Linked DNA regions of Homo sapiens: all the other regions are linked to region 3. A link is an interaction called in ENCODE POLR2A ChIA-PET data of the cell type or tissue named here. Cell type or tissue: Caco-2. All regions are shown on one strand. Links, peaks and the distances in the headings refer to the core of each region. The heading gives the core; the rest is flanking DNA. Region 1 overlaps IKZF4 (IKAROS family zinc finger 4). Region 2 holds the start of MMP19 (matrix metallopeptidase 19). Region 3 holds the start of ITGA7 (integrin subunit alpha 7).

What was found. ChIA-PET counts read pairs that join two places held together with the same protein. Peaks named below come from ENCODE experiments on the same cell type or tissue, not always from the same donor. Only the 100,000 strongest peaks of a DNase experiment are listed, where the experiment ranks them.
Region 1: POLR2A ChIA-PET joins it to region 3 with 12 read pairs; 2 of 35 experiments call an interaction of 5 or more read pairs at or near these places.
Region 2: POLR2A ChIA-PET joins it to region 3 with 10 read pairs; 6 of 35 experiments call an interaction of 5 or more read pairs at or near these places.

The regions. Positions count from the first base shown.
Region 1 is chr12:56,023,064-56,033,187 of GRCh38, forward strand. IKZF4 (IKAROS family zinc finger 4) reads left to right here. Exons shown (of 8, transcript NM_022465.4): 2 at 608-701; 3 at 1,991-2,095; 4 at 3,718-3,978; 5 at 4,717-4,884; 6 at 9,498-9,647. It overlaps LOC105369781 (a long non-coding RNA gene), which reads right to left and starts at 2,028. Exons shown (of 3, transcript NR_135023.1): 1 at 1,966-2,028. In Caco-2, for the core only: a CTCF peak has its summit at 6,828 (motif pointing left); a DNase peak (open chromatin) is centred at 6,828.
Region 2 is chr12:55,837,983-55,849,083 of GRCh38, forward strand. It overlaps MMP19 (matrix metallopeptidase 19), which reads right to left and starts at 4,954. Exons shown (of 9, transcript NM_002429.6): 1 at 4,762-4,954; 2 at 4,371-4,456; 3 at 3,124-3,254; 4 at 2,685-2,900; 5 at 1,514-1,759; 6 at 624-752; 7 at 1-25. The coding sequence starts at 4,848. In Caco-2, for the core only: no CTCF peak of the experiment used is centred there; a DNase peak (open chromatin) is centred at 5,055.
Region 3 is chr12:55,700,812-55,711,912 of GRCh38, forward strand. ITGA7 (integrin subunit alpha 7) reads right to left here and starts at 7,093. Exons shown (of 25, transcript NM_002206.3): 1 at 6,666-7,093; 2 at 2,240-2,367; 3 at 2,061-2,140; 4 at 88-343. The coding sequence starts at 6,871. RefSeq lists a silencer at 7,007-7,216. In Caco-2, for the core only: a CTCF peak has its summit at 5,187 (motif pointing left); a DNase peak (open chromatin) is centred at 4,250; H3K4me3 peaks cover 972 bases.

The DNA.
Region 1 (10,124 bases), core at 3,917-8,916, 320 kb after region 3:
GCTGGGATTACAGGCGTGAGCCACCGCGCCCGGCCGCCCTCAGTGTTTCTAAGTGTACTTTTAAATATATTTTCCTCCACATAGCAAGTCGCTGGCCTCAAGAGGCAGCCTCAGCCGAATAAGCTGGGACCAGTGATGGATTTCCAACAAGTTCACTCATCCTTTTAGGGTCAAGGCCTCAAAGCCAAGTGCCCTGTTCTTCCCTGATAGTAACATCAAGTGATTTAGGGCAATTCAGCACTAATAAAGGGAATAAGAAGATAACATTTTCAGCCCTTTTAACCCTAGTAAACCCTACACTTAGTTGAAAGGATATATTTAAAACTGGCTCTGAGTCTACAAGTCTCAACCCACAATCCTGAGATGCTCACTTCATGATATGTGTGTGGTTCTGATTTCGGGCAACATTTTTAGGTAACCATGGCTCACCTAAAAAGCCCCAGCTGGGAAAACTCAGATTCAAGCCATAAGGCTTTTTCTATAGATAGTGAACATTTTTCCTCAGGCTTTGACGGGATAGAATGGGGAAAATGGGACTTTAGGAGAGGATATGAATGGGAAATGGTCCCAAAGTCCTGAGTGGTTGTTTTCTTCCCACTGACCAAAGCTGGAGAGGGATCCCTCAGGAGGGTGTGTTCCGGATTTCTTGCCTCAGGCCCAAGACTCCAACCATTTTATAATGGAATCTTTATTTTGTGAAAGTAAGTATGTGCATAGCTGGGCAATTGGGTAAAGTACTAATAGGTGGACTTCAGGGATGAATTTTAGGCTTCCTCTCTCTTTCTTGCACTCTCCCTTGCTTTCTCTTTCTCTCTTCCATATTTAGGCCTGTGTGCACACATCCATGCATGTTCATGTTAGCAGATAATGTAGAAGGCTACCAGTATGTTTATCCCAATAGGTATGTTCTCTTTATATGTATCTACATATGTGTTGTGTCTCTGTGTGTGTTTATCTACATGTATTTTTATTTCACCTATATATTTGTGTAGAAGATTGTGGGGAGGAGGGATTTTTTTAAAAAAGACATTCATATCTTCCTTTAGGTATGTTATCTGATTTTGAAAAACATTATGAAAGCCTCAAAAAGCATTTTTACAAAGCAATTTATCAGAAAATTAAAACAAATATACTGAGAATAAGTTGATCACTTAACTGTCAATGAATATCAAATAGTAAACACGTGATTGGAATCAGATCAGTAGGAGACTTTCTAGAGTAATCAAATTTTTGCTGAATTTAGAAAGTCTAAGAGGCCCAATTCTTCCCTACTAAGATTGTGACCACCAATTGGCTGTGTAGGTGCTGGTTAAGGACATGGACGCTTACTGTCTATGATCCCAGTTCCACACTAGCAGCTATGTAACCTTAGACAACTAACATAACCTCTTTTGTACCTCAGTTGCCTCATCTGAAAAAATCATGATATTAGCACCTACTTCATATAGTTGTTGTGAGGATTAAATGAAATTATTCATTTCAAGTGCACAGAATAAAGCCTGGCACATAGTAAGTACTCAATTAATATTATTAGCTGCTATGATGATTACTAATATTATCATTAGATTCAAGGACAATTCCAGTTACCTTTCCTGCAGATCCTGAACCGGCTGGGGGCTCCAGAGAGGAACAGTAGGGAAGAATGTCTGTCCTGAACATCTGTCCCTTCTGCAGCCCCCATTTTCCTCTCCGCCCTGGCGCACCCAGCCTCAGCCCTGCTTCCTGTGGACGTCAGGCAGTGATGCTCTTGCCCTCAGGCCTAGATAAAGGTAGGGTAGGCAAGGCCCAGCCACTGAGCTCACAGAAGGCAGCACCAGGCATCCAGACTGGCGGGGGCACAAGGTATGGTGCCCAGCATACAACACTGCTTTGTACATGGCTATGAAGGAAATGTTTGTGAAATTTAACTGAATTTTTTTAAAAGATTAGGCAATGGACAGTAGATATCTCCAGCTCCAGCTTTACCTGCCCTCTTGTTCTCTCCTCCAAGGTAGCGGGGACTCATCTCTGGAGAAGGAGTTCCTCGGGGCCCCAGTGGGGCCCTCGGTGAGCACCCCCAACAGCCAGCACTCTTCTCCTAGCCGCTCACTCAGTGGTAAGTGTAACCTCCTACCACCTCCTGGCAGTAGGCACCCCCTGTTGCATTTGGCCTTCAATTCACCTTCCACTGGCAACCATTTCCCCATCGTCACCTCCTGCTGGTCTCCTGCTTAGTCTCTAAGAGCAATGAGGAGCCCAGTGTCTAGGGTTTTTCTGGCTTCTGAAAGGAGAGTGAATAGTCAGTCACTGGCAGACTAGGGTGGAATTAAAAGAGGTATGGGTGGGATTAAGGTAAAAGTTTCAAAGAGAAATTATGGAATTAGAGAAGCAGGTAGATAGAAATGGTCATCAGATGGAGTTAGATAGGAAATAGAGAGTAGAAGGACCTCCCCATCTCCCCACAGCTCATTCTCCTACCCAGACAGGGTCCCCATGACTGCCTCTCCCCAGCTGGCCCTAGATCTGTGACATTCTCTAAATGGTTGGAGTAGCCAGGAATGTAGGTCGGAGCTAGAGCCAAAGCCTTCTCCTCAATGGTTCCTCCTTCCTTTACCCCTCCTGCCCTGCCTCAGAGTTTTATGGAGGTGGAGGGGGTAGAGGGATTCAATCTAATGAGGTGGGAGGGAACTGTAAGCATGTCTGTCTTCCAGGTTTGCTCTCTTTGGCCTGTTGTCCCCCTTCAGTCTTCCTAGATCTGTTTTCCCGCCACTGTTAACTTGCTGGCTTCCTGCCCAGGGCCAAGCCAGACATCTTTCTTCATGACAAGAGAGTAGAGAAAAAAGCTCCCCTTAGTCGCCTCCTCTCCTCAGCGACAGAAGACATCCTATGTACCCCCAACTTTTTTCTTTTTGAGATGGAGTCTTGCTCTGTCGCCCAGGCTGGACTGCAGTGGCGTGATCTCAGCTCACTGCAACCTCCGCCTCCCAAGTTCAAGCGATTCTCCTGCCTCAGCCTCCGAAGTAGCTGGGATTACAGGCGTACACCACCATGCCCAGCTAATTTTTGTATTTTTAGTAAAGACAGGGTTTCACCATGTTGGCCAGGCTGGTCTCAAACTCCTGACCTCAAAAGAATCCACCCGCCTTGGCCTCCCAAATTGCTGGGATTACAGGCGTGAGCCACCACACCCGGCCCAACTTTTTTCTCTTGAAGCCTATTTGCCTGGTGGGTGGGAGAAAAGGTTGTCTCAGGTTCCAGTAGGATTCTGATATCAGCAGCAGGGATACTAGGGTGTTAGTTCCATTTAAGGCTTGAATGTCTCAGGGCCTAAAGACACCCTCTTAAACTTTAAGAGTGCCATTCTGGGCCAGGCGCAGTGGCTCACACCTGTAATCCCAGCACTTTGGGAGGCCAAGGCAGGCAGATCACCTGAGGTTGGAAGTTCGAGACCATCCTGACCAACATGGAGAAACCCTGTCTGTTCTAAAAATACCAAATTAGCTGGGTGTGATGGTACATGCCTGTAATCCCAGCTACTCAGGAGGCTGAGGCAGGAGAATCACTTGAATCTGGGAGGTGGAGGTTGCGTCGAGCCAAATTCGTGCCACTGCACTCCAGCCTGGGCAACAAGAGCGAAATTCCATCTCAAAAAAAAAAAAAAAAAAAGAGTGCCATTCTGGCCTGGGAGCAGCTTCCCCCTTTGCCTCTCTCTATTCTAAACACCATCCCACCCCTCAGCCAACTCCATCAAGGTGGAGATGTACAGCGATGAGGAGTCAAGCAGACTGCTGGGGCCAGATGAGCGGCTCCTGGAAAAGGACGACAGCGTGATTGTGGAAGATTCATTGTCTGAGCCCCTGGGCTACTGTGATGGGAGTGGGCCAGAGCCTCACTCCCCTGGGGGCATCCGGCTGCCCAATGGCAAGCTCAAGTGTGACGTCTGCGGCATGGTCTGTATTGGACCCAACGTGCTCATGGTGCACAAGCGCAGTCACACTGGTAAGTAAGCCAGAGGGGCTCTGGGAGGAGCTCCCAGGGTGGGGTTGAGAGGCAGGGGCAGTGCTGGGACAACAGCAGGTATGGGGCTGGAGGAGGTCATGCAGGGAGTGGGTAGCCTCAGAAAGGGAAGGGTCTCACCCAGCACATTTTCCAGCTGACAAAACGAGGCAGGGTGGGGGTGGGTACAGAATTTGAATTCCCCTCAATACCTTTAGTTTCCTGGCACTCTCCTCAACCGCTGTTATAAAGAAAAGGTGATATTTTTCTCAGTATATGAGGGAGGGGAAAGTGTAGACTCAAGAATGAGCCAATGGTCCAATAGGGGTAAGACTCCTGGGTATTCTTTGGGCCCTCCCATCTAATAATTAAAAAACAACAACAACAACAACAACAACAAAACAGAAAACAAAAGCCTTCTCTTCTCAGCTTCCTTGGGCCTTGGGCTCCTAGGGCAGAGTGGGCCCTGTGGGGCTCAGTTTTTGGTAACAGTCTTTTGGCCTCGTGTTCCAGGCCCCTCTCCCTGCCACACACCTCTAATCCACACCTTCCCCAGGGTAAGACCCCAGGGATCCCCAAGGGATCTTCATAAATCAGGGTTTGTGTGCATTGCACTTCTGCCCGTCAGCAATGTGTTCAGAGCACCTTCCCTTGGGCAAGGTAGGGCAGAGGGTGGGTGATAGGTTCAACCTTCAAAGTTCCTCACATGCAGTCCTCTGGGATTTGTTCTTTCACTTGCAGGTGAAAGGCCCTTCCATTGCAACCAGTGTGGTGCCTCCTTCACCCAGAAGGGGAACCTGCTGCGCCACATCAAGCTGCACTCTGGGGAGAAGCCCTTTAAATGTCCCTTCTGCAACTATGCCTGCCGCCGGCGTGATGCACTCACTGGTCACCTCCGCACACACTCAGGTCAGTGTCTGTCCAGTGGGAGGAGGGAATGAGGCTCCAACACACCCAGTATGTAGAGCTCAGTGACTTCTCTTGTATTTGGGGAGTTCCAGTGTCTGTCATTGAGGAGGGGGGAGCATTTACAGAGCAGATAGGGCCCCCTGCCTCTCTCACCCATCCTCTGGGCAGCAAGGCTTCATGGGAAATTTGGGAGACACCTTGATGGGGTATTTTACATCCACCATATGGATGTAAAATCCATCTACTTGGAGCAAAAGGAATAGGAGCAATGTTCTTGGCTGTTAACGGTCACCCTTGGCCTGGCGCGGTGGCTCACGCCTGTAATCCCAGCACTTTGGGAGGCCAAGATGGGCGGATCACGAGGTCAGGAGATCGAGACCATCCTGGCCAAAATGGTGAAACCCTGTCTCTACTAAAAATACAAAAAAAAAAAAAATTAGCCGGGCATGGTGGCAGGCACCTGTAGTCCCAGCTACTTGGGAGGCTGAGGCTGGAGAATGGCGTGAACCCGGGAGGCGGAGCTTGCAGTGAGCTGAGATCGCGCCATTGCACTCTAGCCTGGGCGACTGAGCGACACTCAGTCTCAAAAAAAAAAAAAAAAAAAAAAAAAAAAAGTCACCCTTCCCTGACTTTTGTTTGTTTTTTGTTTTTTCAAGACGGTGTCTCACACTGTTGCCCAGGCTGGAGTGTAGTGGTGCAATTTTGGCTCCCTGCAGTCTTGATCTCCTGAGCTCAAGCCATCCTCCCACCTCAGCTTCCTGAGTAGCTGGAAGGATACTGCCACACCCAGCTAATTTTTCTATTTTTTTGTAGAGACAGGATCTCCCTATGCTGCCCAGGCTTGTCTTGAACTCTTGATCTCAAGCAATCGGCCCACCTCAGCCTCCTGAAGTACTGGGATTACAGGCGTGGTGTCAGCCACTGTGCCTGGGCTTTCCTGACTTTTATATTTTAGATTGTTGATGCCACAATCCATGCCCTATTACCCCCAACATCTAAGCCCCTGGGAAATCCCTCCTCTCACTCCCATCTGCCTCAGGCCCCACACCTGTCATCATCTTCACCCTCCTTCCTCCCACACCACCAGAGGTCTTGAGCAACCAGTCTGTCCTCTCCTTTACTTCCTTCTGGCTCCTGGAAATATCCATAGCCCTCTCAAATTGCAAAAAAGGGAGCCTAGGACTTCCAAATAGGAAAAGAGTATCCTATTTCTGTTCCCTATCCCAAGAGGTTGTCACCTTCCCAGAGGCAAGAGAAAGTCCAGAGGGTACCTAGAGATCAATGTTTGGAACAGTGCTGGGAAACTGGATTAACAAGGTTTTCTAGCCCAGTCAAGACTGTTTGAATCAGTATCTGTCTGAATCAGCTGGACAGATAGCACTTTTTAGGCATTTTACTAAGCTTTAGGCTTTTGGCTTGGACTTGGGAAGAGGCCAGGAGCTGAGCTGGCAGGAAGGAGGGAGCTCAAGATTGGGAAAAGGCAGGAAGAAAGGAAGGGGGAAAGAATTAGTAGGGTCTGTCCTTGGAAACTTTCCTGGCTATTTTTCTCTTCTTAAACTCTCCTGAGCCAGGATTTAAAGGGACAGAGCAATCATTTCATCACCCTCTACTTTCTCCATCCACTTACCTTGTTCCAGGTTCTCCCACCTTGTAATTGGGACCTCTTTATCTCTATGTATGTGGAGAAACAGGGAGAAAGATCATCGTTGATACATGCTTTATATCTACAGAGCATTTCACTTGTGTTTCTCCATGTGATCCTCATAACAATTCCAAGGTAGATGTGATTATCCCCATTTTGTTGACAAGGAAAATGAAGCTGTTGGGGGGAAAAATGAGTTGCGGGTCACATAGCTATTCTTCAGCCTAGCTGGAACCCCATCAAGGTCCAGTGCCAGAAATACATACTCCTTTTCCTCAGAAAAGGGGCTGCTCCCCCTGCTGGTTTGGAACAAGGATGGCTTGGCCCCTAGAATTCTTACCAACTACACAGTGAGGTGAACTGGGTAGATTTTGGATGTTGATCTGTAGATTATTAACAACAGAAGCAGACACAGATATACTGTCAGGTCCCATCTCTGTGAAGTGCTTTCTGTTGCAACCCCTATTATAAGAAAAAAGAGACTGGATGCATGTTCTCACTCATGTGGGAGCTAAAAAAGTTGATCTCATAGAAGCACGGAGTAGGTTGGGTGCAGTGGCTCACGTCTATCATCCCAGCAGTTTGGGAAGCCAAGGCGGGTGGATCGCTTGAGCCCAGGAGTTTGAGACCAGCCAGAGCAACATAGTGAGACTTCGTCTCTACTACAAAAACAAAAACAAAAACAAAAACAAAAACTAGGTGTGGTGGCACACACCTGTAGTCCCAGCTACTCAGGAGGCTGAGACAGGGAGGATCACTTGAACCTGGGAGGTCAAGACTTCAGTGTCCTGTGATCATGTCATTGCACTCCAGTCTGGGTGACAGAGTGAGACCCCATCTTGGGGAAAAAAAAAAAAAAGCCAGGCACGGTGGCTCACGCCTGTAATCCCAGCACTTTGGGAGGCCAAGGCGGGCAGATCACCTGAGGTCAGGAGTTCAAGACCAGCCTGACCAACATGGAGAAACCCTGTTTCTACTAAAAATACAAAATTAGCCAGGCGTGGTGGCGCATGCCTGTAATCCCTGCTACTCGGGAGGCTGAGACAGGAGAATTCCTTGAGCCCAGGAGGCAGAGGTTGCAGTAAGCCAAGATCGCGCCATTGCACTCCAGCCTGGGCAACAAGGGTGAAACTCCGTCTCAAAAAAAAAAAAAAAGTAGAGAGTAGAACAGTGGTTACCAGAGGCTGACTGAGAAGGGTTGGGAGTAGGTGGATAGCGAGAGGCTGGTTAATGGGTACAAGATTACAGTTAGATGGGAGGCATAAGTTGTAGTGTTCCACAGCATAGTAGAATGACTGTAGTTAACAATAATTTATTGTATATTTCAAAATCGCTAGAAGAGATTATTTTGAATGTTCCCAATACAAAGAAATGATAAATGTTTGCTGGGCATGGTGGCTCACGCCTGTCATCCTAGCCTTTGGGAGGCTGAGGCAGACAGATCATGAGGTCAGGAGATTGAGACCATCCTGGCTAACATGGTGAAACCCGTCTCTACTAAAAATACAAAAAATTAGCTGGGCATGGTGGTGGGCGCCTGTAGTCCCAGCTACTGGGAGGCTGAGGCAGGAGAATCGCTTGAACCCAGGAGGTAGAGGTTGCAGTGAGCCGAGATCGTGCCACTGCACTCCAGCCTAGGCAACAGAGTAAGACTCTGTCTCCAAAAAAAAGAAGAAAAAAAGATAAATGTTTGAGGTGACAGATATGCCAGTTACCCCAACTTGATCATTACATGTCGTATACATGTATGAAAATATCATATGTATCTCATAAACATGTATAATTATTATGTATCAATTATCAATTAAAATTTGAAAAAAAAGAAAGCGGTTGGAGGATCATTCCTCTCCCAGATGTTAAACTGTTTCCCCAAGGGTCTTTGGGTGGATAGGGACCATGGTGTTCATTTCATCCCTAAAATACAAGAGTTTACAGAGCCTGAGTAAAATCCAGTAGATTGATTTAGTCAAGGCCCAGCTTTGGCATGGCAAGGTTAGGGGTGAATAGTAATTACCAGCTTCCTAGAGATACCTTCTCCTGTCTCCCTGCTCAATAGCAGCAAGATACATCAAATATACAATACGTTGTTTCTCTCCACTTTTTTCTCTCCTCTCACAAATATCTCTTAAGAGTTATCTTTAAATGAAGTACCACTCTGTTTTCCAATTTTCTTTCTTCGGTAGAAACAAGACCTTTATAACCTGTTCCTTATTACAAGCACATAAACAAACAAACCCAAATTTGGTGTTCTCTTTTTTTTACTCTTCTTTATTTTCTTCTCTGTTCTTTTATTCTTTTTCTCTTTTCAGAATTACTCTATCAGTGATGGGCTTTCTAGACCTCTCTTGGTATCTCAGCGTAGAGAGACAGAGAGACAAAATAATCAGTAAACCAGGCTAGGGCTGGAGGTCAAAATACAAGTAAAGGTCAATGAAAACTGCCCCCTCCCCACATTGGCAGATCTAAGGGCTCTCATTTCTGTCATGCCAGCCCACCAGTTTCCCCCAAACCAAAGCAGATAGTTCATAAAAAGCAAAAAATCCCCTTGTCTGATAAACAGCACTTACATCCGCCTGCCAAATGGAAAGGTTAAACCACAGTCTGGGCCCCAGACTCTGAGATCCTGCAGTGGGGCCTGCCTGTCTGCTAGGGATGATCCTCTACAAAGTCCCTGGGTCCTCACTTCCTTTAAGCAACAATTTGGCCATCTTGAACAAACCCACCACCAGTCTGAAGCCACATGCCCTAGGATTCCCTTGCCCCCATAACTGCACATTATCCTTCATCATCAAATATTGTTCATCTGTCCGCGGTTGCAGTTGAAGTTGGGAAATGAAAGACAAGTAGAAGAACTCAATTTAGCAACATCCTTTCCTTCCCATGCCAGTGTATACTTGCTCTTGGCTGAATCTGCAGAGCCAGGGCACAGCGAGAAATAGCTCTGATGCCATCTTTCCACTCTCCTCCACAGTCTCCTCTCCCACAGTGGGCAAGCCCTACAAGTGTAACTACTGTGGCCGGAGCTACAAACAGCAGAGTACCCTGGAGGAGCACAAGGAGCGGTGCCATAACTACCTACAGAGTCTCAGCACTGAAGCCCAAGCTTTGGCTGGCCAACCAGGTAGGGCTATTGATGTACTACTGGGGAGTTAAAAGGGGATGGTGAGAGGGAGTGCTAGACAAGGGTGACTCCAGTATCTCCCACACTGAGGGATGAAGTCTGTGGAACAGGGGATGATTACCCCAGTAAATCTGCCAAACACCCCATTCTAGGTAACCCAGTTGGTGGAGAGCCTTGTCTGTGGTGGGTGCTTTAGGGAGATCGACAGGTAGGGGAAGTTTGGGTCTATATCCTTGGCCTAATGGGAGAGAGAGAACACAAGAAGTATAAAACCAAGGGCCAGATGTGTATGATTGTCCCCAAATGATCTGAAATTTTATTGGAGTGAGCTTTAGGTAGGGTAAACAGAGCCCAGTTTCCCAGGCAACTGGTATGTCCTTCCTTGGCTACTGACCTGCTGGTTTTCTCCAGGCAAAGGCTGTGGGGCCAATGCTACCCCTACTCAACTGCTACTACTGTCTCCACCTTCTTCCCACT
Region 2 (11,101 bases), core at 2,211-7,210, 140 kb after region 3:
AAAGCATAGGTCTTCCCACGGGGCCCTGAGCGTAATGGTGTGTCAACAAGTCAAAAAGACAGAGGTCAAGTAGACAGAAACTTGGGGGTATCTCAGGCTGACTAACAATTTGCCCTCTCCCTGCAGGCTGATTCTTCAAAAATTCATTCAACTTTAATTCAAAGAGAAAATTAAAGGCAGACAAAGAGGACTCAGAATGCTTTGTTGCTCAGAGCGTTTCAGCTTTGGTCCACTCAACAAAACAAAAGCCCTGCAGATAGCTATTCCTCCTTAGGAACCTCACCCTCCCCTCCAAGTGGCTTCCTAGTTGTCCTTCCAACCAGGTGCACCCTCTCTAACAGGCAATCTGGGTAATATAGTTTTCTCCATCTTGCTGCATTTCCAGATGTGTTCTAGTGGCCCTTAGAGCGTGGCAGCCTTGGTAAGTGCCTGCCTAAGCCACCTTTAATTTGGCTCCGAACTCTCCCTCCCCATGTCACATGTCTCCTTCCATGGTCATTAATGCCTGGGGTCTAACCTCCATTGCTCATGCTGAAGTCCCATGTCACTCCCATTTGTCCAGGCCTCAGGATCAGCAGGCTGCCCCCACCGCCTGCCAACAGCCTGGAGGGGAGGGGCCTCACCCAGCATCATGGCATCCAGTTCACTACTGCAAGGGTCTGGCATGGGACTGGGTTCTGTGGGCACTGGGGGCACAGTGGGCAGCTCTGTCTCTTCTTCTTCCTCATCCCTTATCACTGGACTCTTCTTGCCTATAAGGTAAAGTAATGCTGCTTAGGGAGAGAACTCACAGCACCTGTCCTCCACACCAGTCTCCTGTAAGTTTTGCTCAGAGTCCCCATACAGAGGGGAAAAGGGAATCCTAGAGCGTTTTCATTTGTGGTAGGCAATATTATGTTGATATCAGCGGGAGACACGTTCTAGGTTTGAGAGACACCAGAAAGGGAGAAGGAGGATTGTTAAAATGTGCATTCTTGCCGGGTGTGGTGGCTCACGCCTATAATCCTAGGACTTTGGGAGGCTGAGGCGGGTGGATTGCCTGAGCTCAGGAATTTAAGACCAGCCTGGGCAACATGGTGAAACCCCATCTCTACTAAAATACAAAAACAATTAGCTGGGCGTGGTTGCGTGTGCCTGTAATCCCAGCTACTTGGGAGGCTGAGGCAGGAGAATGGCTTGAACCCGGGAGGCGGAGGTTGCAGTGAGCCAAGATCATGCCATTGCACTCCAGCCTGGGTGACAGAGTGAGGCTCTATCTCAAAAAAAAAAAAAAAAAAAAAGAAGGTGCATTCTCCATCCCCAAGCATGGGTGTAAGGAGAGAGGCCTGGAAGGAAGATTAGACATAGAAGAGTCTGAGAAAAACTGCTCCTGAAAATGAAGAAGCCTGAGTAACTGGGCTGGAGGAGAAGAAAGACACTAAGCTATATCCCTACATGGAGGCTAGACCTGTCTCTTCAAGCCTTGACGTGGGAGTCAGACTGACCCTCCCCCTCACTAGGGGGAGGGACTGACCATAGAGAGCCTGGATCCCTGCCACATCATCTGGGTGCAGCTTAAAGTGGGGCCGGTAGCCCTCGTAGACTGGGGCCATGAGGGCCTGGGAATATCGGGAGTGCCCAAGCCCCAGAGCATGGCCCACTTCATGGGCTGCAATGATGCGCAGGTTCACCCCACGGTAGGTCCCCTCAGTCCAGAACTCGTCTTCGTCGAAGTGCACACTGCCCAGCTCTGGGATGTCGGCATGGGCCAGGACTCTCCCTGGACAAAGGCAAAGGTGAACAGGAAGGAGGTCAGAGCCCGCTAGGCTAGAGCACACCCTGCCTATTATAAACTCTAATTAATGCATACCTTTAAAATTCCCCCAGCTATGTTCACTGTCTCTTGGATGCTTCTTTCTCCCCTTTCAGATTCCCCTGTCATCACCCAGTTCTCTCAGGAATGCCCATCACTGTCCCTTACCTTCCCAGCCACTCCCTGCTCTCTGACCCAGTCCTCTCTGGCCCATACCTCTAAGGTATGCCTTGAACAGGGGAACTTAAGGGAGAAAAAGAAGCATAGGCAGCCAGGGGTGATGGCTCACACCTGTAATCCCAACACTTTCAGAGGCCAAGGCAGGAGGATTGCTTGAGTACAGGAGTTTAAGACCAGCCTGGGCAACATAGCAAAACTTCATCTCTACAAAAATTAGCCAGGTGTGGTAGTGTTTGCCTGTAGTCTCTACCTGGGAGGCTGAGGCGGGAGGATCACTTGAGCCTGGGAGGTTGAGGCTGCAGTGAGCCATGATTGTGTCACTGTACTCCAGTCTGGGCAACAGAGTGAGACTGTCAAGCAAGCAAGAGAGAGGAAGGAAAGAAGGGAGGGAGGGAGGGAGGGAGAGAAGGAAGGAAGGGAGGGAGGGAGGGAGAGAGAGAAGGAGAGAAGGAAGGGAGGGAGGGAGAGAAGGAAGGGAGGGAGGGAAGGAGAGAGAAGGAGAGAAGGAAGGGAGGGAGGGAGGAAGTTTCAAACAGGAGGCTCCATGTAGATGACCAACTGCGCCCGTGCTCCCGTTAGGAGGTAATTAGAGAGCGTATGGTGCAGGTGGGATAAAGAGCAGCCCAAACATCAAGGTTCTAGAGTCACTGGTTCAAGGAGACAGAGGTAATCTCAGAGGTCTATGAGGTGGGAACTGAGAACTGTTGCCTACCAGGCCCATCAAAAGTATTGGAACAGTACGAGCTTTGGCGGCCATGGAAGGAGAGGCGGATGTCAGCCGCACCAGCCTGCACCTCTTGGAAGGTCAAGGGAGCCACATTGCTCCAGTCCTGGAAGGCTTGACGCAGGGCTGCCCGGGCTGTGTGGGGTGGAAGGGTGGAGGGCAGGTTCAAGATGCGGAAAGTCAGGTGCTTCTTTCTCCAGCGGCCTAGTTAATGACCAGAAAACAGATTAGAAATACAGATCCTTCTGCCAACCCCAGAGAGCTCCTCTGGGTTTAGGCACTCAACCCCCAAGACAGGTGACAACCAGGTAATCACCAGGTGATTATCTATTCAACACTGAGCTGGTCCAGACTGTCCTAATGCCACCCACACGCCAGAACCACATCACCCCCTCCTCTCCCTCTCTTTTCCAGGCTCTGTTCTCACCCAGCAACAGGTATTTAAGGGTCTTCTGGTTGAAGGGATCCTCTAGGCCACAACGAGGCTGCCTCATGCGGGCCCTTGTGGCATCATCCAGCTGACCTGAGACTGGAAGTTCAGATGCTTCCTGAAAAGCTCTGAAGGAGGGAGAGGGATGGGTCTACCAGGACAGGAAAATCTGAAATGACTGGGAGATGATTGCTCTTTGACTTCCTGCTGCCCAAGTTCATGGCCAAGAATAGCACAGAATCCCTGAAGCTGACAGGGTTACTCCAGCCTCCAGTCCTCATAACTGGGACTTTCTCTTCTGTTCTGCAGAAATGGAGATACTCCAGCTTCATCTCCCCATTTTCAGTGTCTTTTATTTGAGTAAGTTTGCCCTCAGGTGTAGCCTTCCTCCTCTACTGCAATCTTCCTTCCTTCCTTCCTTCCTTCCTTCCTTCCTTCCTTCCTTCCTTTCTTTTTCTTCTCTCTTTCTTTCTTCCTTTCTTTCTTTTTTGGTAGAGATGGGGTCTCATTATGTTGCCCAGGTTGCTGTCAAACTTCTGGGCTCAAGCAATCCCCCTGCCTGGATCTCCCAAAGTGCTGGGATTACAGGCGTGAGCCACCATGCCCAGCCCCTCTACTGCAATTTCTAACCTTCTCCTACTCTGTGGAGGTGTCTGGCTCCCCTGCTCTGGAGAGCTTTCCACTAGTGCTCCCACCTGACAGCCTGTCCTCCTTCAGCCTTCTCCCTTCCTGAATGGATACCCGTCCCAGCCCAGCTTGCCCTGGAGCAATTTCATCCATCTATGGACTGTCATAGGGCCTAGGGGCTTTTCAAGGGACCTGAACATATCTGAGAGCAGAAAGAAAAATAATCCATTACATCAACATATAAAACTATAAAATAGAAATAAATAAGTACCAAATTGAAGGCCCACAAAAGGTAATAGCATGTCAACAACTCAACTCAGTTTTACATATCATTACACTTTATGTGGACTATAACTAAATATTAGTATTTGAGATATGATGTGGGTAGAGACTCCAAAGGAATGCTTATGGCCTAGGAAGATCCAATGCCTGTATTCCTCATCTGTGAATCCCCATCTCACCCCATGCCCCACCACCATAATAATGATCGCCACCCATCTCTAAATCCCTGGCATGGTTTAGGGTCAGGAGGAGGTGGGCCTGGGGAGAGGAAGGGATGAGAAGGAAGAAGACCTTGAGACCTTAGCCCTAAAGGCATACACCTCATAGCTTCTCACCTCAGAGCCTCGGTGATATCTTCTGGCTTGAAGTTATTAGATCCTTCTAGAGGCTTCTGTAGGTACCCATATTGTGACAGGTAGTCCTATGATGGGAGTGGAGGTAAGCAGGTTAAAAGGGGGTTAGTCTCAGAGTAAAGCTTCTAAGTGACCTAACAGATCCATCAGGAGAGGAGGGACCTGATATGGAAGCACTAATGGAGAAGCACCTTAGAGAAGGGGCTCAGGTGGAACAAGGGGAAGCAGCGGGAGATGGGCAGGGTAGACCATGGGGCAGAGAGAGCAAGGGAAAGGCAGGCAGGCTGAAGGTCAGGAGGGAGGCTTCGATGGGGCTGTGGAGCAGTAACCCCTGTCCCTCCGCTGGCCCAGGTCTCTTTCTTGGGGGACTTACCACAGGCGCCACCTCTGCAAGCCCCAGGACCCGGCCTGAGACTGTCATGGGGAGTAGGAAGCCCAGCCACAGCTGCTGGCAGTTCATGGTCCCACCAGACGAGAGCTCCAGAGGCTGTCCGTGCCTCTGACCTGAGATTTCTGGGAGCCTTGGGGGAGCAGTGCTAGGCAGAGGGGCTCTTACCCCCAGTTCTTTTTACTCTCCAGCCTCTAGTCCTCTTTATAACAGCTGAGGGGAATTTGGGGGAGAGGCAGAGGGAGGTGACTCAGCCAAGAGATATGTTGCAATTCACCATTAACCCTTGCCCTACCAGAGAGCGGAAGCCAAAGAGAGTTCCCAATCGCTTCCCTCAGAGTCCTCTGCTGGAGATGGAAAAACTTCATACTGCCCTAGGGTGAGCATCCAGGCAGGACGAGAACCAGAATCTCTGGAGAGACTAGAGATAGGGATCATGGACATCCCCTGGAATTAGACATCAATGTGCCTCAGGGACCCTGGGCCAGCAAATCACTCCGCCCCTACCTTTGAGTCTCCCTAGAATAAGCTGAGAGGTAGGAAACAGCTGAGGTAGCTTGGGTTTCAGGTGAAGGAGTCAAGCGTGAAGTCTCAGTTTCTTTGTACCCAAGACCAAGTTGGGAATATAGATGCTCCTGCAACCTACTTATGTCTGCTTTAATAAAAAGTCATTATTTCAAGAATCTAATGAGCCTGGAATATGTGGGTGTAGGTGGGACTTAACAAGGGCACAAATAAGTAAAGGGCCCAGAGCCTACCCTCAGGGAGCTTACGGATCCAGTGAGGCAGATCCAGACACCTGGGAAGAGGGGAGCCAGCGTGCCAGGCCAGAGGTGATTCACCCTAAGGGGCTTGGGGCTGGGGGGAGGTTTGCTGAGAAGTCAGGCTTTGAGATGGGCTTTGAAGGCCAGCTAAGAATTGATGGGGTAAGGCCAGGCATGGTGGCTCGCTCCTGTAATCCTAGCACTTTGAAAGGCTGAGGTGGGTGAATCACTTGAGATCAAGAGTTCGAAACCAGCCTGACCAACATGGTGAAACCTTGTTTCTACTAAAAATACAAAAATTAGCCAGGTATGGTGGCGGGCGCCTGTAATCCCAGCTACTCGGCAGGCTGAGGCAGGAGAATCACGTGAACCCAGGAGGCAGAGGTTGCAGTGAGCTGAGATCACACCATTGCACTCCAGCCTGGGCAACAGAGCAAAAACTCCATCTCAAAAAAAAAAAGAATTGATAGGGTAAAAGGATACTGAGAGACAGACAGTGCAGGTCTTGAGTAAAAGTGCAGAGCTGAGAGACTGCTGTACTCAGTAAGTCAGAAGGGTCACGACTGCTTCATTCACCACTGAAGCCCGAGTGCCTACCCCAGGCCACCTCCATGCTTTCGAGGCTGTGCTTAATAAATCACTGTCAAAGAATGACCAGGGTGGGAAAGTGGTTGGGAGACAGAATTTGGAGAGGGCCTTAAATGCTATGCAAGGAAAAGAAGAAAAACTTACATTTAAAAATACCGGACGGGAGCAGTGGCTCACGTCTGTAATCCCAGCACTTTCGGAGGCTGAGGTGGGCGGACCATGAGGTCAGGAGTTTGAGACTAGCCTGGCCAACATAGCAAAATCTTGTCTCTACTAAAAATACAAAAATTAGCCAGGCGTGATGGCATGCGCCTGTAATCCCAGCTACTCGGGAGACTGAGGCAGGAGAATTGCTTGAACTGGGGAGGCGGAGATTGCAGTGAGCTGAGATCGCGCCACTGTACTCCAGCCTGGTGACAGAATGAGACTCTGTCTCAAAATTAGTTAATTAGTTAATTAATTAAAATAAAAATACCTATTATTGGGTGATGGGTGAACCAAAATCTCACAAATCACCACTAAACACTAAAGAATTTATGTAACCAAATACCACCTGTTCCCCAAAAACCTATGGAAATAAAAAATTAAAGGAATTAAAGTCCGGGCATGGTGACTCACACTTGTAATCCCAGCACTTTCGGAGGCCGAGGTGGGTGGATCACCTGAGGTCAAGAGTTTGAGACCAGCCTGACCAACATGGTGAAACCCCGTCTCTACTAAAAATACAAAAATTAGCCAGGCGTGGTGGCACGCGCCTGTAATCCCAGCTACTCAGGAGGCTGAGGCAGGAGAATCGCTTGAATCCGGGAGACAGAGGTTGCAGTGAGCTGAGATCGCACCACTGCACTCCATCCTGGGCGACAGAGCGAGACTCTGTCCCCCCACAAAAAAAAAATAAATAAATAAATAAATAAAAAGCTACTATGTATTACATGCTTTATATATTACCTCCTATAGTTCTCACAGCCATCTGGTGAGGGGAAAATTATTCCGGCCACTTTTTGTAGGAGGAAATAGATACTCAGAAAGGGAAATTTGACCAAGAACATGGAACTCCCAACTGGCCTGACCTTATTTAAATCCCTCTGCTGACTCTATAACTCATGCTCTTTCCGTACACCACACTGACACTTAGAGCTTTGTTCTTTAAGTAACTAGGACCCCTGAAGGCTCCACCATCAGTTACACATCATACAACATTTTCATATTGTTCAAAAGCACAGTGAAGTAGACATAGGAATGGGGGAAAAGGTAACTGAACTTTTATGTTCTCAGAAGGGCTGGGAGGCCACAAGGGAACACCTCACAGCCCAGGATCAAGGTGGGGGATGCTCCTGATCCATATTGCTGCCCTCAATGATGCTGGTCCGTCTGGCCCATCCACCACCCAACTGGTAACCATTGGGTGACTAAGTCTCAAGTGACCAGTGACAGGCAAGGAAGGACAGAAAGCCTCTGAGCGATGAGTGACAGGGCCCATCACCAAGGCTGATGCACCCAGGAAATGATGGAGTTTGGGGACAAGTTCCTGCTTAGTCCCCTGCGGGGCTCTTCCTCCTCTCTTTCTACCCCCTTTCCAGTCTTTCTCCTTTTGAGAACAGAACATGCGCCAATTGAAAATTAATTACGATTTTTAAAATTAATGTTTTGTGTTTTTTTCCTGAATAAGTTATTCATCATTCATTATAATATTTGGTATTAGAAAATACCAAAACAAACAAGGAAGAAAATGAAAACCACTAGTAAATTCTACCCAAAAGAGAACCACTAGTAACATTTTGATGCATTTCTTTGAAACTGTCTGTGGAACTGAGCTCACCCAGCTCCGCCTGCCTGGCCTCAGCCCCTAGAGACTGTCTGGGAGGGAGGAGAAAGCTTTGGGAGCCAGAGAGGATAATGGAGGAGAGGTGAGGGGAGGGGTGGGGAAGAGACAGACAAGGAGGATGCAAGGGACAGGAGTAAAGTAAAATGAATGTTATAGCAAATTACTCCCTCCCCTTAGAAACCTCATGTAAGGAAAAAAAGAAAAAAAAATTTTTTTTTGGGTCTCCCAGGCTGGAAAACAGTGGCACAATAATCCTGGCTCGCTGCAACCTTCGCCTTCTGGGCTCAAGCAATCCTCCCACCTCAGCCTCCTGCATAACTGGGGCTACAGGCACACACCACCCAGCCCAGCTAATTTTTGTATTTTTTGTAGAGAGTGTGGGGGGTGGGGGAGGCGGGTTTCCTATGGTGCTCAGGCTGGTCTTGGGCTCAAGTGATCGGCCCACCTCGGCCTCCCAAAATGCTGTGATTATACGTGTGAGCCACTGTGCCTAACCAGAAAAAAAAAGTGTGTGTGTGTATATATATGTGTGTGTATATATATATATATATATTTAGTGTGTTAGGGAGAGAGATGGCAGTTATCATAAGGTGAGGGTGGGTACTAACTCCGGCCTCAGAAGGCCTGGGGGTGGAACTATATTCTAGCAACTTAGGAGCCAGGAGAGAGAGAATAAATCAAAAGTAAAAGCTGCCAAATAGATAACTTCATTTAAATTTTAACAACAACCCTTCAGCCAGTATTATCATCTTTTTTACTCCTTTTCTGAGACTGAATCTCACTCTGTAGCCCAGGCTGGAGTGCAGTGGCGCAATCTCGGCTCACTGCAACCTCTGCCTCCCGGGTTCAAGCAATTCTCCTGCCTCAGCCACCCGAATAGCTGGGATTACAGGCGCGTGCCACCACACCCAGCTAATTTTTGTACTTTTAGTAGAGATGGGATTTTGCTGTGTTGGCCAGGCTGGTCTCAAACTCCTGAGCTCAAGTGATCCACCTCCCTTGGCCTCCCAAAGTGCTGGGATTACAGGCGTGAGCCACCGCACCTGGCCAGTATTATCATCTTTTTACAGAAAGAGAAACTGAGTCTCTAATAAGTTGCTTCAGGTCACATAGCTAGGATGCAGCAGAGCCTGGAGCAGGCTCTAAAGCTGCCATCTTTGCTCAGCACTCTTCAGTCTCCCAGAGTTCCCACAGGCACCCAAACAAAAGCCCCTAGAGTCTGGAGCTGCAGGCTGGGCACATGTGCAAGGATTGGATGACTAATTGTTGCCAGCACAGCATCATGACCACCCCCTCCACCAGCTCCTACCCCCTGAGCCGGGCTGACCCAGCTCTTTTTTGTCATCTCTAAATTTGTCATCTCTCACTGGGGGAGATGTGGACGTGTGTGCGAAGGGTTAGGACATGTGGCTTGCCTGCCCCAAAAAGAGAACTTGATCTGAGAGAAAAAAATGGGTTCTTTGTCTTGCTTGCTCCCTTCCTGCAAGTTGGTTTCCCTCTCTGTCCACAAATTGTGGCAAAAGAGTTTTACAGAAATATTTTTAATGACAATATTTTAAACTATAGCAAGTGGGAGTAGAGTAGACCTCTGAGAGTATTTTCTAATGATCAGGGGCCATGGGGTTATGGGTGGAAGGCAAAAGTTTGTAGAGATTTCTAAGCCCAGCAGAAGCTAATCTCAAAGCTATCGCCCACCCCCTCTGACAGCCACCCTTACCCTGTGGAGGCAGTGGGCAGGGAAGCTGGGGAAAGAAGAAAGGGGAATCCTGGAGGGCAGGTAGAAGGGCAAGTCTGGAGCCTGAAACTGGAAACTGGAGGTGAGAAAAACATGAGCTGTAACCAAGTTAGGGCTGGCCCCGACTTTGCCCTTGACCTGGATAAATGTGGGAGTTGGTGGTGTTAGCCTCTGACCTGTTTCCCCCTCAGGGAGTCAGGACATAGGGAGCTTTCTTTGGCAGAGTGGGGTTGAATTTTTAAGCTGTTACCCTGGAAACCTCTGTTTTTAGGAGGACTCCCCTACATACCCACAAACACAGACATACACACACACTTTTTTAATTACTCATAAGTTCCTAGAAGCCGTATGGGAAGTGATGGTCAGGACTGTGCACAGCTGGAATTGGTTAGTGACCAGGGAAGTGGGAGGGGCTTGGGGATGGCTCAGGGACAGGGCCAGCACATTCTGTTCCCATGATGCTCCAAACTTCCTCAACCCCCATATGAACACTTCCTGGCATTCCCACCCACCCACCACTGCAGCTTGCACACACACTGCGTCGGGCACTGGCCTGCATCAGCTCAGTTGAGAGGACGTCAGACCCAAATCCAGAAGTTCTTCAGTTTCTGCCAAAGTGTGAGGGAGACCAACATCTGCTCCCCTTCTCCATTTCTCAGAAAAAGGTGCTGTCCCACAGGACTCCCCTGGAAATGGCTGGAGGCTTTTCTTTTCTTTTCTTTCCTTTTTTTTTTTTTTTTTTTTTTTTTTGGTGAGACAGAGTCTCACTCTGTCACCCAGGCTGGAGTGCTATGGCATGATCTCAGCTCACTGCAACCTCCACCTCCCGGGTTGAAGTGATTCTCCTGCCTTGGCCTCCCGAGTAGCTGGGATTACAGGCACGTGCCACCATGCCCAGCTAATTTTTGTATTTTCGCTAGAAATGGGGTTTCACCGTGTTAGCCAGGCTGGTCTCAAACTCCCGACCTCAGGTGATCCACCTTCCTCGGCCTCCCAAAGTGCGGGGATTACAGGCGTGAGCCACCACCCCCAGCCTGGTGCCTTCTACTGGTGGTCTTATTCCCCAGCACAGCGCCTGTTGCATGAAGGGATGAATTATAGCCCCTGGGACAAGGAGGAGACTAGAGAAATGAGAAATGTCAGTGTTCTCTCAGCATCTGGGATGATAGGGAAATGAAGGTAGCACAGGGGTTTTTTGCTGCTTCTAGGAATGGCAGGCTTTTCTTTCAAGAAAACCAAACTGCTTTTCCTAAGGGAGGTAGGATGTGGGTAAGCACTTTGCCCTCTTGTCCTCACCCTGTGACACCAGGAAACAGATCTGTCTTGACGTTGGGAACTGTCATGGGCATGGAAAACCCACGTTTGGTTCCTTTTTTGTTGGCAAAAGGGCTTGATAGGGGATTGGCAAGGGAA
Region 3 (11,101 bases), core at 1,536-6,535:
ATGCTTGGCCATGTGCCATCCCCAACCCTGTCTCTGAGGTAAGAGGAGGTTTTGGTCCCCTTCTCCCCTTCCCGAGGAGTGACTCACCCTTCCAATTATAGGTTCCTGGGGCCCCAAAGAGGAGGTAGTGGCTATCAGGGGAGAAGGCGGCAGCTGTGCCCTGCTGGCAGAACCCAAATTGTTCATGGCCTTGGGGGCGTCCCTCACAGAACTTCCATTCCCCACCATCCAACTCATCCCGGATGGCCAGGTCCTGGCTGAGCACAAAGCAGCGACCAATCATATCCCGCGTCTCCAGGATCTGGTCCACTCGCTGCCTTGCCTCATATCGGTGTGCACAGGTCTGGGGGAGGAAGGGATGGGGATCATTTCACTCTGTGGGCCAGGGACCTGCTTGAGGCATGCTGCCCATATGCAGAGATTTGGCAGATACTGATACATGTGTGCTCACATGCACATGCACATGCACACATACACACACACCCCTATGCCGGCACCACTCAAGCACCATTACCCTGCCAGTGTTACACAGGTCCATGCATAACCCAGCAACCTGTCTGCACCCACTTCCTTGCCCTCAAATGGAGATCTCCTTGTTCCACATTCTGCCTGGAGCCAAAAGACACAATTAAGCCACCACATAGGATGTGTGTCTCCCTGATCATGTCACAGTCCTCCAAAATGCCAAGCTTGGCCCTGTCCCTGGACCTTTGTAAGTGTCACCATCTCATCTGCAAAGAACTTCCTGTCCGCTTCACTCTCCAAGTATTACTTTTTTTTTTTTTTTGAAGCAAGGTCTCACTCTGTCACCCAGGCTGGAGTGCAGTGGCACAATCATGGCTCACTGCAGCCTCGACCTCCAGGGCTCAAGTGATCCTCCCACCTCAGCCTCCTGTGTAGCTGGGACTACAGGCATGCACCACCATGACTGGCTAATTTGTTTTTATTTTTTATAAAGATGAGGTCCCACTATGTTGCACAGGCTAGGTATTACCTATTATTAAAGCCTGGCTCAAATCATCCCCTCTGCAGAAGTCTTCTCTCTACTCCTCCTTTGGACTTTTATAGACTGGAGACTAGACCACTCACTTAACATGAACCAGATTCTGCCCCACAGTGATCTGTATTGGTAATTGTGTATCTATGCGTGTTACTGAAAGATAGAGAGAGAGAGAGAAACAGAGAGCTCTGGTTTTTTCGTTTGTTTGTTTGGTTGGTTTTGAGACGGAACTTTGCTCTTGTCTCCCAGGCTAGGGTACAATGGTGCGATCTCAGCTCACTGCAACCTCCTCCACCCAGGTTCAAGTGATTCTCCTACCTCAGCCTCCCGAGTACCTGGGATTACAGGCGCCTGCCACCACACCTAGCTAATTTTTTTTTTTTTTTGAGACGGAGTCTCGCTCTGTCACCCAGGCTGGAGCGCAGTGGCGCGATCTCAGCTCACTGCAAGCTCCGCCTCTCCGGTTCACGCCATTCTCCTGCCTCAGCCTCTCTGAGTAGCTGGGACTACAGGCGCCCGCCACCACGCCCGGCTAATTTTTTGTGTTTTTAGTAGAGACGGGGTTTCACCATGGTCTCGATCTCCTTACCTCGTGATCCACCCACCTCGGCCTCCCAAAGTGCTGGGATTACAAGCGTGAGCCACCGCACCCGGCCACGCCCGGCTAATTTTTTTGTATTTTTAGGAGAGACAGGGTTTCGCCATGTTGGTCCGGCTGGTCTCGAACTCCTGACCTCAGGTGATCCACCTGCCTCGGCCTCCGAAAGTGCTGGGATTACAGGCATGAGCCTTCCCCTGTAGTAACTAGCACAATGCCTGATGCTTAAAAGGTTCTCAGTAAGAGTTTGACAAATGGATGGATGAATGAATGGACAGACATTTTTACATTTATAAGGACAAGGACCATGTCTCACACCTTTTTATATCTCCCTGATGTACTTGGAATCATACCATATTCCTAACTTGTGTTCTCTAAGCACACCTATGCGTATGCACACACCATAAACACACACACACACACACCCCATCCGTGCATTCAGTCATGAGAAGCAATACTCACAACAATCTTGCCCCCAGGCCCCTGGCTCCGAACACTGACTCCCAACCACTGGTTCTCCTTGCTTTCCTTTTGCATATCAGCTAGAGGCAGGACACTGGGAATTAGGGGAGGGAAGAGGAGCCCAAGTCCTCTCCTCCCCGCTCACACGCTTCCCCCACTCTGTTCATGCAGGGCCACACCTCCCTGGTCGATGTCCACTCTGTAGCAGTCAGTCTCCTCCAGGCTCAACGGGCAAGCGAAGAGGCCTCCAGTGCGATTCGCCTGCTGCCCAGGAAGAGCCAGGGCCTGGGGAGCACCCACCAGCAGCCTGCAAGATGGGGCAGGGGCAGGGACAGGGACAGGAGTTAGAGGTCAGAATGACCCAATCTCATTAGAGCTGCCCAGGCCCAACCCCTCAGTACTAAAGAGAGTGTTCAAGGACTAAAGAGAAGGGGCAAATGTCAGTTTTCTCAAACCCTGGCAAGGACAAATTAATATGCTTGGTCATGCAGTCATCACGTTGCATGTACATACTATCTGGATAAGGGATCAACATACACAGTAGATACACACACACACACACACACACACATACACGCCAACCCAAGCAGCCAGGCCAACAGTGCTGGTTTGAAAGAACTGCCTGTTCCCAGCACCTGTTCCTGAGTAGGCCTTCCCTATCCCCTCCTTGGCCCCATCCCCAAGCTCTGCCCTGCTCCCCAACCCAGTCCAGTTGAAACCCAGCCAGAAATGCCAAGAATGCTGGGAGCAAAAGTAACAGGGCCCCAGACTGGCATCAGAGTGTGGCTCAGGGACCAGCTTCAGAGGCCAGGCAAGAGGCTAGATACGGACCCACTGCCCCCTCATCAGGGACCCAGCAAAGACCCCACCTCCCAGAAGCTGTGCCAGCCCAGGATTCCATCAGTCACTCTGGCTGGCATGGAGGTAGGGACAAGTTTCTCCTTCTGCCTCCAATGCTACCCCATTCTCTTCCCGACATCCTGAATCCCCTTCCCCATCCTTCCTTCTCCCCATGTCCATGATTTCTCCTTCCCTTCCACCCCCACCCAGTCTTCTCTCCTGCCTCCCCCTCAGCCTCTTTCCCAGCTACAACTTTCTTGGCAGGACAATTTTCCATGATCACAGCCAAGCCGTCTTCCCCAGGGGAGCACAGTGCTGGGAATGGAGGCTGCCTGGGTCCCCTGGGGCTGAACCCCCAAGCCAGAGTGAAGGCGGGGGTGAGGTAAGATGACTGACACCCAGCTGGCTCCATGGGTCCTCTCTTTGCAGAAGGAGAGACTCAGAAGTGGCAGTGGGACAAACCTCAACGCCTCTCTCCCACACTCTTCTCCTCCATCTCCCTTCCTGGGGGGCAAGGCCCAAAACCATGTTAGGCAGTATTACAGACAGGCATCTGTGGGGCACTGTGCCAGCTCTGATGGGGTGGAGGGGGAGGGCAGAGAGCCATTCTTCCTTCCCACAACTCCTCCTCATCTCTTAGCAGCTGCCATCCCTTGTCAGAGCCAGTGTCAAGACAGAGAAGGGGTATAGGGAGTAGTAGAGAAGAGAAGACACATTTGGCATTCAACTACTTATTGAGAGTCTATTGTATGCCAAGCCCTGTGTCAGGCGCTGGTGAGACAAGGAAATCATATTTATTCAGCACCTACTATGACGTCAGATCCGAGGCTAGACACCAGGGATATAAGAAACTAACATTCATCACTGTCCACATATGTGCCAAGCACCAGGATAGGCAAGTCACATGCATTATGTCATTTAATCATCAGAACAATCCTATGAGATAAGGATTCTTTTCTTGTCTTTCAGATGAGAAAACTCACTCAAAGACATTAAGCAGTGATGCTGGAATTCAAATCCACATGGGCCTAACTCCAACACTTTGTCACTCCACCCAGTGACTGACCTGTCTCTAGAACACTGAGACCACCCCAGAAAGGGAAGGAGAGAGTGGGGAGATGAGGGTACCCTGGGCAGAAAAGGAAACGGGGTGATACAGCCCTGCATAAATAAATGGCAACCTTCAGGCAAGTCAGCAGTACCCCCAGCCTCCAAACATAGAAGTGGCCATCTCTCTGAGTGTCGGGGCTGTCTTTTCATCTTTGTGCTTGCCCCATAGGGAGTGTCAGAATGTGTTTACTGAACACACACATTTTGTGGACTCATAGAGATACCCAGTGTCACAGCTGGTCAGTGCATAGCTAAGCACCCAGATAAGTTATCCTTGTTCTATGTTCACATCTCCTCTGGAGGCCAAAAGTAGGGAGGAGGGGAGGGGCCCATGTGGAAGAAAGAAGCTGAGTGCATAGATATGCCCAGTCCGCTCTTGGTGGAGAAGAGACCAATCGATCCTTAGTGGAACAAGAGCACCCAGCAGCATCCTCTCTAGTCCCTCCACCTCTGGTCCAGCCACACACACTCCTTCCTGGCTTCATGCCATACGCCCTAACCACCCCAGTCTTCTGGACAGCCACAGTGTAGCCACTGCAGAGAGAAAAGCAAAAAAAAAAAAAAAAAAGTGTTGGCAGCTGGGGGGCAGAGGGACCCCCTGGGAGCTCAGCTAAGTGAAGACAAAGGAGTAGCCCACGACCACTGCACTTCTCGATTCTCCACACACTCCAGGGCCCCAGCCCAAGTCCAGCCCCTCTTTGGCCCCTCTCAATCTGGGTGGCCCTCTGGGGAGGATGCTTGGCCTGGAAGGCTGGCTCAGCCAGGGAGGCCCTCTAGCCAAGCCTTTGGATCCAGAATCTCTGTAAGGCGCTCTGTGAATCACAATACAAGAATAGCAATACTACTAACACTTCACAGCACTCACTGCGGGCTATGCACTATTCTAAGCATTTTATATATATTAAGAACTCTTAATCTGCACAACAACCCTATGTAGTAATACTATGTTTATATCCTTTTTACAGTTGAGGGAAGTAAATGAGGCTGGAACCACACAGCAAAGGTTAGACCTTAAAGTCTCATCCCAGAGCTAGACTAAAAGACATCAAAACAGGCAAGAAGTTTTTTTCATCAGTGAGTGCTAAGGCAGGCCACCTGCAACTCAAAAGCTAGGGACTGAGCAGGTGCCTGGCCTCTCACATACCCCCCGCCCCCCAGCAGCAGAGCACCCCCTGCTGGAGCAAAAGCAGGGTGAGGCAGTCAGGCCCTCTGGGAAAGGCCCCAGCTTGGCTCTGGGAGACGGAACCAGGGGCCACCTTCAGAGAGGAGGGGGAAATGACAAGAGACCAAGCTATTAAAAATAACCTAGAATTTGCCTGGAAATAGCTTAGAGAGTTCAGCATGTCCTAAAAAGGCCTCCAGTCCTCGAACTCTGACAGATGGAGAAGGAGGGAGGAAGGGAGGGAGGGAGCAAAGGTGAATGAGGAAGCAGATGGTAAACAGAAGAGGAGATGAAGTCCGTTGCTTTCTATCTCTCCCAAAGTTTTGGGGACCACCGACCCTGCTACCAGATGATAGGGATAATGGAAGAAGAAAGATTAGAGCTAGGCCCCCACTCCCCAAGCAAGTGAGGAGAAATGAGCTCTTGTCCCTGCCCCCTGCCCCCAGACCGACAGTAGAGGCAGAAGACAGTCCCAGTGGACAGCATTGATCCCAGTAATGGATACTTAATGTGGCTTAGGCACTGGTTGAAGAGAGAAAAGCCCCCTAGCAGGAGCAGGTGAGAAGCTTTCTTCACCTCTGGCCTCCCTTTTTACAATCAGACATGTAGCAAGAGCCAAGGATACAGGCAACATGACCAGTCACAGGCCCCTCACAAAAGTATATCCATCTCCCATGGGTCCTGAACTGATTAGAAAAAATTAGAATTGTCCTCCACCCCTTACTCCTCCTGGCCCTTCCCAGCTGCTGAGATTCCTGGAGTTGGAAATTTGCTAAGGAGGAGGAAGGGGAGCAGCCTGGCCAGCATCCTTCCTGGATCTCTCTCACTGCTACAGCTGCTGCGGCTACTACTACTGCTACTAGTACTTTGAGGGTTCAGTTTGCTGCCACTCTCTATCACCAAGCCACCTACTGCAGGTTGGCAGACCTGCAGATCCTCTCCCAATCTTCCCGTGGTCTTAAGCCACAGAAGTGGAAGCTCTCTCCTGGCCTTCCAGTGCCCTGCTGCCCTCATTCCATCCATGGCAATGCTCTAGCAGGAAGTTATTTCTGGAGTCTGCCCTGCATGCATCCCTCTCATGGCACCCTCAACTTCTATGTCCTTTCCATCTCCTCCCATTCTAAGCAGAGACAGACAGTCTCCCTCCCTTGGGGAATTCAGCCCTTGGAAGAAGCAGGGGAGCCAGAGGCCCTGGGGCTGGATCAAGGATGCAAGTTGGGGGAAAGGCCCAGAAGAAGGAGATGGTTCGCTGCCAAGACAAGAACCTTGCTTTCCAACTCATCCCTAAAGCAAAATACTGGTCTCAGGGCCGGGAAGTGCAGCTTCAGACGCAAGCCAGATGAGGCAAGGCTCCAGGTTGGGATGTGGGATGTCTGTGGGCAGTCTAGGTCTTGGTGGGGCTAGAAAACAGAGAAATGAGGAGGCCCACAGAGTGGGGAGGGGGACGATCTGTGGCTCGGGCATGGCGACTCTGGGCGGGTGCGGTGACTCACCAGCTCTGGGGTCGGGGCTGCAACTGCCGGTGCAGGGCCACAGAGAAGCCGAAGAGGCTGCCTGGCTCGCCCTCCTTGCGCAAGGCACCCATCACGTCCAGATTGAAGGCGACAGCCCGTGAGAAGAGCAGTTCGACGAGCAGGGAGCCAAAAAGGTAGCAAATCCCGGAGGCCCCCCAAGGGTCGCGGCTCCGAGCCCCGGCCATGGGACGATCCCTGCGCGAGCTCCCAGCGAATGCAAGGGAAATCTCGCACGCCCCAAGCCCCAGGTCCCCCCAGGCGCGTCTCTGGTCTCCAAAGTCTCGTTGGTCTTTCAGACGTCTCCCAGACGTTCGCCCCGCCAGCCCTCCCGCCCGCCCGCCGCTCCGCCACCCCGCCGCCCCAGCACCGGCTAGGACAACTACAGCAGCCGCAGCTCCGGCGCCCACTCCGGCTCCCGCCTCCTCTCCCGGGGACGCCACTCAGGCCCCGCCTCCGGCCCCGCCCCTCGCTCCCGCGGCAGGTGGAGACCCAAGCCCGTCTCCAAGGGGATGCCCAGGCTGGTGGCTGGGATGGAAACTAGCCTTGCTGACCCCCCACCACCACGCCCCCCAAGCCCAGCACCGTCTCCGGCTCCGCCCCTGCGCGGCGCTCTCCTCCCCTTCTCCCCCAACCCCATCCCCACCCCGGGAGTGGTGGAGGCGGCGCCTTGGAATGCGGAGGGAGAGAAGTACAGATAGAAAGAGAGGGGCTGAAACAGAGGAAGGAGGGTAAGAGATGAGAAGTTGGGAAGACGCTAAAAGACAACCTGGGAAGAGAGATGTGCAGATAGAGAGGAAATGAAAGGGGAGCCGTCCTGGGCCTGGGTGCAGCGTGGCATCTTAGTGCTCCCTGTTCCCCCATGGTCACATAGAGCACTCTTTCTGCTGTTGGGATCAGACCGCTGCCCTCCCCCATCCTATCCCATCCCCCGCCCCCAGCCCGGCAATGACCACAGCAGTGCTAGCCACATCGTCAGGATTCAAGGGAACAGAGAAAAAGAGGCAAGAAGAGAGAGAGAAACTCGGGAGATACGGGGAGCAAATGGAGAAATGGAAAAAGGAAAGGAATAGAGAGGAAGAAAGAAGGGCAAGAGATTAATTGACAAGGGATGGAATGAAGGGAGAAAAGAAAACGACTGGGGATGATTACAGGAAGAGGAAATTAAGCAGTGGGGAGGGGAGTGGGTGTCAAAGAAGGCAAAGATGAAAGAGACTGGACCCAAGAGGCAGAGGGATGTAAAGGGTGTCCCCAGCTACCAGACCCGTCCCAGGACTGCACATTTCCTATCCATGAAAGGGGATGGGAGGGGGCAGAGTCCTGGACTGGCTCAGCAGGACCTGGGTGGGGCTGAGATGGGATCTCCACAGGGACCCATTGGCCTGTCCCTCTTCCTCTCCCTTTCCCTCAGGCTGGGACAGAGGCAAGGGGGTGGGGGGACACTTTCCAACTCTCTGCTATTTATAACTCCGATACAGAAATGGGGCCAGAAGGAGAGACAGGAAATAATTTGGCATAATGGGAACCTCGAATGCTCCCACTTCCCCTTCCTACTCCCCTTGCTTACTGGTGTTGGTCTTGTGAATATACATCTGTCCATCTTCCCTTCTCTCTCTCACTATCTGATTTTGTCTCATCCCAAATTCTATTTTGTCATCATTCTTGTCTCTGCCACACTTGGAATCTTTCTCAGAGTATTTCTCAATGTTTCTAGTGTTGTCTCTGCCCTTCAAACACTATCATATTCTTACGATTCTTTCTTCTCTTTCCCTTTCTTAAAAGTTCCAATAAGTGTCCTACCTCCTTCCTCTTCCTGTGTTCTGTCTTTCCTACTTCATTGTTCAGGATTATACTTCTTTGAAAACAAAAAAAAAGTGGGTTCTTACTCTGCTGCCCTGGGACAGTCTTTGCCTTGGATAAGTTAACAGACATTTGGAAGTCTGGCCCTCTGTTTTCCAATACTACACCTGTGGCTATCCCCTCCAGAGCACTAACACATCTCTAAACAGGTACTATAAGGAAATACATATGCTGTCAGCAGGGCTGGCACCAGGATTCTACTTTCACCATGCCCTCCCCATCCTTTTTAATATCTCAGAGCCCCAGACAGTAGAGAAGAGCTGACATGGGAATGCAGAATTGCAAAATTAGGACAGAACTGGGACTACTGACTCCCTGCCCAGGTCCCCCCGCCCCCGACCCAGCTCAAAATGCCTTTAGAGCCCAAGCTGCCTCCTATCTGCACCTGCAGCTTCTGCCTGTCTCCATTCCCACTCCACTGGCTTCTGTGATCCAGGGCTGAAATCAGATGCCAAGAATCTGCTTCTGACCTCCTCTCTCCAAATATTTGAGAAGTCACCTCACCACCACAGGAGGAAAGATCAGGAAAGAAGAGAGAGAGAGGCCACCCAAAATTAGCCTGGCTATAAATAGAGGGGCAAAGGAGGGAGGGGAACACACAAGAGCGTGCTAGACCAGCCTAGTAAATTTAGACATGTAGATTTCTCTCAAGGAGAAATGAGACCAGAATGTTGGAGTGGAAGATAATATCGTAGGTGAAGAGGGAAATTAAGAAACTAGACGGGGCCGGGCGCGGTGGCTCACGCCTATAATCCCAGCACTTTGGGAGGCCGAAGCAGGCGGATCACCTGAGATCAGAAGTTCAAGACCAGCCGGACCAACACGGTGAAACCCTGTCTCTACTAAAAATACAAAAATTAGCCGGGTGTGGTGGCGGGTACCTGTAATCCCAGCTACTCCAGAGACTGAGGCACAAGAATCACTTAAACCCAGGAGACGGAGGTTGCAGTGAGCTGAGATGGCACCACTGCACTCCAGCCTGGGTGACAGAGACTCCACATCAGAAAAAAAGAAAAAAAAAAGAAACTAGAAGGATCCAGAGAATGCGGTAAGCTCAATATTAAAATAAATAAACTGTTAGAGAACTTCTTGTATTTCAGTCAAGAGCTTAGGAATTAGTTAAATTAAAAATTAATGCTGAGCTGGGCACAGTGGCTCATGCCTGCAATCCCAGCACTTTGAGAGGCCAAGGCAGGAGGATCACTTGAGCCCAGGAGTTGGAGACCAGCCTGGGCAACATAGGGAGACCCCCATCTCTACAAAAAATAGAAAAGTTAGCCAAATCTGTGGTCCCAGCTACTCAGGAGGCTAGGCGGGAGTGTCACTTGAGCCCAGGAGGTGAAGGCTGCAGTGAGCCATGATCTTGCCACTGCACTCCAGCCTGGGTGATAGAGTGAGACCCTGTCTCCAAACAAAAAATGCTGAAACTGTATTATTCCACTCGCATACCATTCTCAAAATGACAAAACTATAGAAATGAAGACCAGATTACTGGCTGCCAGGGGACAAGGATGGAGGGGGGTGGGGACAAACATAAAGGAATAGCACAAGGGGGTTCCTTTGTGGTGATGGGTTTTGTATCTTGATTGTGGTGGTGATTATCCAAATCTATACAAGATATAAAACTGCACAGAACTACAAACAAACAAATAAATGCATGTAAAAAATGGTGAAAACTGAGTGAGGTCTGCAGGCCAGTTAACAATACTGTACCAATATCAACTTTTTGGTTTTGATTTTATGCTACAGTTACATAAGATGTCACCATTAGGGGAAACTGAGTGAAAGGTACACAAGACTTCATGTGCTATTTTTACAACTTCCTCTGATCTATAATTATTTCAAAATAATTTCCAAGCCAGACATGGTAATCCCAGCACTTTGGGAGGGAGGGAGGTGGATCACTTGAGGTCAGGAGTTTGAGACCAGCCTGGCCAATATGACAAAAACCCATCTCTACTAAAAATACAAAAATCAGCTGGGCGTGGTGGTACACACCTGTAATCCCAGCTACTCAGGAGGCTGAGGCACAAGAATCGCTTGAACCCAGAAGGCGGAGCCTGCAGTGAGCAGAGATAGCACCACTGCACTCCAGCCTGGGGGACACAGTGAGACTCTGCCTCAAAAAAAAAAAAAAATTTAAAAATTTTGTGCTTCTAAGGATACCACTAACAAAGTAAAATGATAATCCATGGAATAGATTATCCACTCCACTCCATGGAATAGATTAATACACTGTACTTCAGCCTGGGCAACAGAGTGAGACTCTGTCTCAAAAAAAAAGAAAAAGAAAAAGAAATGTGGCTAGTATGACTGAGAAACTGAACTTTTTAAATAAATTAAATGTAAAAATGAAAGATTAATAATCTTTATAAAAATTTCCAAAATTTTAGACGTTGAGAAATGTCCAGATCCAGCCAAGATTTTAGCCCTTTAGCTTTTGTATGAGTGGAAGCTGAGGCTTTCTCCAGCTCCTTCCCTTTTCAACATCTTCTTCCCCACTTTGAGATCAGTATTTTTCAGCTCCCTCAAATCACACTTTTTGCAACTGTTGTCTC